Linked DNA regions of Homo sapiens: region 2 is linked to region 1. A link is an interaction called in ENCODE POLR2A ChIA-PET data of the cell type or tissue named here. Cell type or tissue: MCF 10A. All regions are shown on one strand. Links, peaks and the distances in the headings refer to the core of each region. The heading gives the core; the rest is flanking DNA. Region 1 overlaps FAM81A (family with sequence similarity 81 member A). Region 2 overlaps MYO1E (myosin IE).

Region 1 (2,916 bases), core at 323-2,822:
GCTCACTGCAGCCTCTGCCTCCCAGGTTCAAGCAATCCTCTTGCCTCAGCCTCCCGAATAGCTAGGACCAGGGGTGTGCACCACAACTCTTGGCTAATTAAAAAAAAAATGTGTGTAGAGACAGGGTTTCACCATGTTGCCCAGGCTAGTCTCAAACTCCTGGGCTCAGGCAATCCTCCTGCCTCGGTCTCCCAGAGTGCTGGGATTACAGGAGTGAGCCATCGCACCCGACCCCAGAGCGGTTCTAATACAATACCTTATTAATCTGCATAAGAATTTGGAGAGTTAAATGGGCTTTTTTAAATTTCTAAGCATTTTTTAAAGCACATTTTTTTTTCTGGCTATAAAAGTAATGTATGTCCATTGTTGGACATACAAAAAAAAAGAATAAACCATAATTCCACCCTAGAGATAAGCAAAACTTTCACATTCTAGTATTTTATATGCCTCTTAATACACAGCTGGAATCATGCTCCATATTTATTTTCTATGCTTTCTTTTTGCTTAGTATTAAGTTGTACACACTTTCCCTTGTTGCTAAAAACCCTTTATGAACATCTTAGTGTTTCCATAATAATGTACCTTGTGAAATACTTGACATGTGTATCACACTCTGAAGACATCTTTATGCATACATTTTTCTTATTATTTCATTTAATATTAATTCCAAGAACTAGAGTTACTGGGTCAAAGGTTATGAACATTATGAATATATATTTTTTGGCATTGGTCTCCAGGAAAGTTGTATTGGGAAGGGCCAGCTGTGCCTTTTTTATTTCTATTTTTTAGGCAAGCAGAAGATGCTGAAACCTTTTTGATTTTTGATATATTTTTAATATTATAGATTTAAAATATTTGCTTCTTTAATAAGTGAAAATGCTATTTTTGAGGTTTAAAAAATAGACTTTATTTTTTAGAGCATTTTTTGGTTCATAGCAAAATTGAGCAGAAAGTATACTCTCTGCTCCCACACATGCGCAGCCTCTCCCACTATCAACATCCCACACCAGAGTGGTATGCTATAATAGTATGATTTGTACTTCTTATTTCTTTGCTTTACTAGAAAGGTTGAACCTTTTAAAAAATGTGTGTTTTTTTAAGCCCCTTTTTTTGTGAATTGCTTTCCATTTTCATTGCTTAGAGATTGAAAAACAACTCAGATGAAATAAGATTGGTTATAGCCTTTGTCATTTCTGAAGTGTCTATTTTGTTTTGTTTTTTGAGATGGGGTTTTGCTCTTGTCATCCAGGCTGGAGGACAATGGTGTGATCTTGGCTCACTACGATCTCCACTACCTGGGTCCAAGCAATTCTCCTGCCTCAGCCTCCTGAGTAGCTGGGATTACAGGTGCCCGCCACCATGCCTGGCTAATTTTTGTATTTTTAGTAGAGACGGGGTTTCACCATGTTGGCCAGGCTGGTCTTGAACTCCTGACCTCAGGTGATCCACCTGCCTTGACCTCCCAAAGTGCTGGGATTATGGGCGTGAGCCACCATGCCCAGCTCTATAGTGTCTAATACAGTGTATTAGGCGCTGGGCTCGTTCTCTAGCTTTGGTTTTCTGGAGATGGGGTCCAAGAATTTGCATGCGTAACAAGCCATCTGGGTGAGACTTATGTATCCCAAAGATATTTGAGAACCACTGGTCTTATGCCTTACTATAGGCAAAGGTTTGCACCACTACATACAAAAAGAATAAGTGTTACTTTCTATTGACTCTAACTAATAGGTGTTACTTCCTATTAAGAGAGAGTGCACCGGAGCTTGCCAGCGCCTTCTCATCAGTGGGAGAGTGCCAGAACCACATTAGTCAGATGCGAAGTTGTCTTGCAAGAATGTATTCATATGACTCACATTTTGTCATTCACAGGTGATTGTAACTAGTTTGTGTTCCTCTTCATAGAGCAGGTTCATTGAGAAAAAGCTGGAAGCTACAGAAATAATAGATAGGTCTTGCAATTCTAAATTCTTTCTGGTGAATTTTTTTTTTTTTTGACGGAGTCTTGCTCTGTTGCCCAGGCTGGAGTGCAGTGGCACAATCTCGGTTCACTGCAACCTCTGCCTCCTGGGTTCAAGCAATTCTTCTGCCTCAGCCTCCTGAGTAGCTGGGACTACAGGTGCGTGCCATCACGCCTGACTAATTTTTGTATTTTTAGTAGAGACGGGGGTTTCACCATTTTGGCCAGGCTGGTCTCGAACTCCTGATCTTGTGATCCACCCGCCTCGGCCTCCCAAAGTGCTGGGATTACAGGTGTGAGCTACTGTGGCCGCCCAGTGAAATTTTCCTTTTTACTGTCAGTGCCTCAAGCAGGTTTCCACTGAGGGAAACACAGAATATTTACATTCCTAATTTCTTTTTTTTTACTAAGAAGTTTGAAAATCCTGAAAAAAATACACAAGTATTTTCTTTATGTATGTTATACTTCAAAAAAGAAAAGAAAATAGAGTTAAGAAGAGGGAGCACAAAAACAAATTATGTAAGCATAATTACATCTCTACTTGGGCTTTCCTATTCATTTCCAAATGGGCCTGCAAATTGTCAGTACATCAGAAACCATCAAAATTTCTAGAAATAAGTAGTAACAAGCAGATACCCAGGAATGTAATCTCAAGAAACCCTTGGATTGGTGCAGAAGGCAAGAGAAGATGGTGGTTTAGTGTGCCTGTCTCTAGTCTGTTCCCAATCCAGGTGCTACCTTCCTGAACAGTTGGGATAGGCAGGCAGGAAAGCCTGGGGAGCCAGCAGGATCCCATGGTTAGGAGTCTCAGGAGGAGGGTCCAGGCTCACTGCTTCGCACCCTATAACTAAGCCAGTCTCCTGCCCCATGGAGGGGTGGACAGGTTGTAGGGGCGGGCTCGTTCCCCACTGCCTCTCAGCTGGGAGAGCTGAGGGAATAGGATGTAAAGAGGCATCCTC
Region 2 (2,916 bases), core at 304-2,803, 290 kb before region 1:
ACTCCTCACACTCCCTGTTTGGTACATTTGGGGATATCTGTGCTGATAACGGGGCTAATGCGCTCAGCAAAATGGGCCTTTCAGGAGCTGCTGAGCTGAAAAGACAATCAGAAGCATCCTCATTCCGATGTCACGCAGGTTCCCAACAGCTGTCTTCCCAGTAAGGCTCTCACAAAAACCACCATTTCCAATTAAGTCTCATACTTGCGGATGTCTACTGTGGGCCAGTCACACACAGTGCCTATTGCAACATGCTAGGGTCACCAAAAAAGGACAATGCTATGATTCCTGCTGGAGCCCACACAGGCAGCACAGTGGTTAGGAGCCAGGTTCTGGTGCTGCATTCCTGCTGCGCCACTGGCCCTGCCACGATGCAACTTCTCTGTGCCTCTCAGTTTCCTCTTCTGTAAAAACAGGAATGGTGGCATAAATTCTTTATTTCTAGACGAGTACTTTCTATGGAAAGCACTTAGTTCGTAGCACGAGCATGTAAAGCTGTTATTATCGTCATCCATTCCCAGCTACAATATGTAAACCAGGATAGGAGAATAGAGAAGGAAGTGGATTTTTCACAGCACAGGGATTCTCAGGAGCACTGTGATGTGCCTGGGCCTGGAGGGGCGAGTTGAATCCATGAGGTATACAGGACAAGGCAGAGGGCTGTGAAAGCAAAGGTACAAGAATAGGAAAGGCCAGTGGCAGGGTGCTGTGGGACAGGAGGAGGGGGACAGATGAAGCTCGAAGTGGGGGTGCAACCTTGGCTGATGGGAAGGATGTCACAATGGGAGTGGTGTTTAAGAGTCTCCAGTTTGATGGGTCTTACAGAGCCAAGAGCCAGAAATGTTGATTCCTCTAAGATTATTAACTTTCAGAAAGCCTCTGTGTGCAAAGAGTTAAGCCGGGCATAGTGGCTCACGCTTGTAATCCCAGCACTTTGGGAGGCCGAGGCGGGCAAATCATGAGGTCAGGAGTTCGAGACCAGCCTGGCCAACACAGTGAAACCCCGTCTGTACTAAATATCCACCTTTGCCCATATAAGTCAGACAGACAGAGACAGAGAGAGAGAGAGAGAGAGAGAGAGAGAGAGAGAGAAAGAAATGTCATGTCAATTAAAAAGGTAATTAAATTGAAAAATAATTAATTTTCCTTTCTCTCACCCTCCAAATCTAAAACTCGCCACTGGCCTTTTCTCTAGTGAGAAAAATGCATGAAAAATGCATTTAAAGGTTCTGCTCATTTTAAAGTACTTTTCATAAACACTGGCTTCACGCCAAGCTTTCGAGGCAGGGAATGCATCACCCATTAATTCAAGCAGAAACGTTCCTCTCCCATGAATCACATAGGAAGGAATATTCCTCATGTTAAAACATTGTTTCATTCATTATAACTTCCACCATCAGGAAATTTTCTGGTAGAAATGAGTCTAGCAAGTCCTGTAATGTTTAAAATTTGGGGGTCATCAAAGCGACACAAGTTGATTTTTGCATATTCCTGGAGCACTGTCACCTCCTCAGTAGTCGTTGATCAGACAATGCCCAGTTGTTCCCTAGGCTATGCCAACTCCATCTTGCAGAGGGAGTCTTTTTCCAAGACTGTCCCTGGCCGTTTACTCAAATTGATCAGGGCTAGAGAACTCTGCAAGGCAGCAATTCAGAATGCAGGGCAAGCAACCTTGCCAGAAGCCAAACAAAAACGCATTTGCAACAGGAAAAGAAAAACCCTACACCTCATAAACTTGTGGAATGAGTAACCCTCTTTACCAGGAGCTTCAACTGGGTGTGTAATCCCAGCCAGTGAAGCACACTGCCCTTTCACGGACCCTAACACTCCTGACTCATGGATGGAGTGAAACCATTTGTTACACAATAAACCCAAACCAGGATTAAGGGTGGAATCCCAGAAAGCGGTCTTACTGGAATTATAAATCAACGCTCGACCAACTAATACCTTGAACTTCTTAAAACCAGTTTATTTGAATGCATGTCATAAAATTCTTTGCTGCAATTCAAAGGGGAATCATTTAAAAAAAAAAAAAAGAAAAGAGAAAATACCATCCTCATCCTATGAGGATTTACTGAATAAAATGTACCACTCATTTAATTTCTCCATTTTCTGATATTCCAATGAATTATGTTGGATTTTTACAAGGAAGTAGCATCAGGGTTGGTGAACTTCCAAGCAGCTATTGCAAAATTTCTATTTTAGAGGGGCTTTCAGTAGAACTATCTACGTGGGGTAGAGGAGGGTGTGCTAGGGGGCATTGATCAGACAATGCCCAGTTGTTCCCTAGGCTATGCCAACTCCGTCTTGCAGAGGGAGTCTTTTTCCAAGACTGTCAAAATGCATTTGTAGGGCAAGTGAGATGTTTTCATTTAAGAGTATTTGCTGGGAAGAGCAGGTGGATAGAGTTTGAAATGGGGGAAGGTGGGCTAAGGCCCCCTTTGGCAATACCTCTGCTTCCAAGACTCTCATGGTTTATTTCTAAGGTTGACTAAAGATTTGGTTGGAGTAATCATATTGGGATATTGATTTAATATCACTGTTCTGTTGTGTGTGTGTACATGTGGATGTATGTGTGGGTGGGTGTACAAGTGTGGGTATGTGTGAGAGGTGAGTGTAAAAGTGACAGAGACAGAGGCAGACTGACAGCCACTGTCTGGAAGCCTTCATTCTGTCAGACTGAAGGAGATCCTATTCTAGATGGACCCTCTTAAGAGGAAGGAACTGAGGGCTAAGGAGATGAAGAGTCTCGCTCTAACAACTTAGTGATAGGTCAGCACCGGGACACAGTCTAGTTCTTTGCTCTAGATCAGTGATTCTCAAAGTGCAGTGCCTGGGCCATCATCACCAGCACCACCTGCAAGATTTTTAAGATGCACATTCATGGGCCCCACCTGAGACCCACTGCATCAGAAA

The links. Peaks named below come from ENCODE experiments on the same cell type or tissue, not always from the same donor. Only the 100,000 strongest peaks of a DNase experiment are listed, where the experiment ranks them.
Region 2: POLR2A ChIA-PET joins it to region 1 with 7 read pairs; 2 of 35 experiments call an interaction of 5 or more read pairs at or near these places.

Annotation. Positions count from the first base shown.
Region 1 is chr15:59,481,065-59,483,980 of GRCh38, forward strand. The region is part of intron 3 of FAM81A (family with sequence similarity 81 member A); the gene reads left to right. Among named protein-coding and RNA genes, the nearest start is that of FAM81A, 44 kb to the left of the region's middle. RefSeq lists enhancers at 1,833-1,882, 1,943-1,992. In MCF 10A, for the core only: no CTCF peak of the experiment used is centred there; a DNase peak (open chromatin) is centred at 1,807.
Region 2 is chr15:59,190,278-59,193,193 of GRCh38, forward strand. The region is part of intron 17 of MYO1E (myosin IE); the gene reads right to left. Among named protein-coding and RNA genes, the nearest start is that of LDHAL6B, 15 kb to the right of the region's middle. In MCF 10A, for the core only: no CTCF peak of the experiment used is centred there; DNase peaks (open chromatin) are centred at 1,294 and 1,804.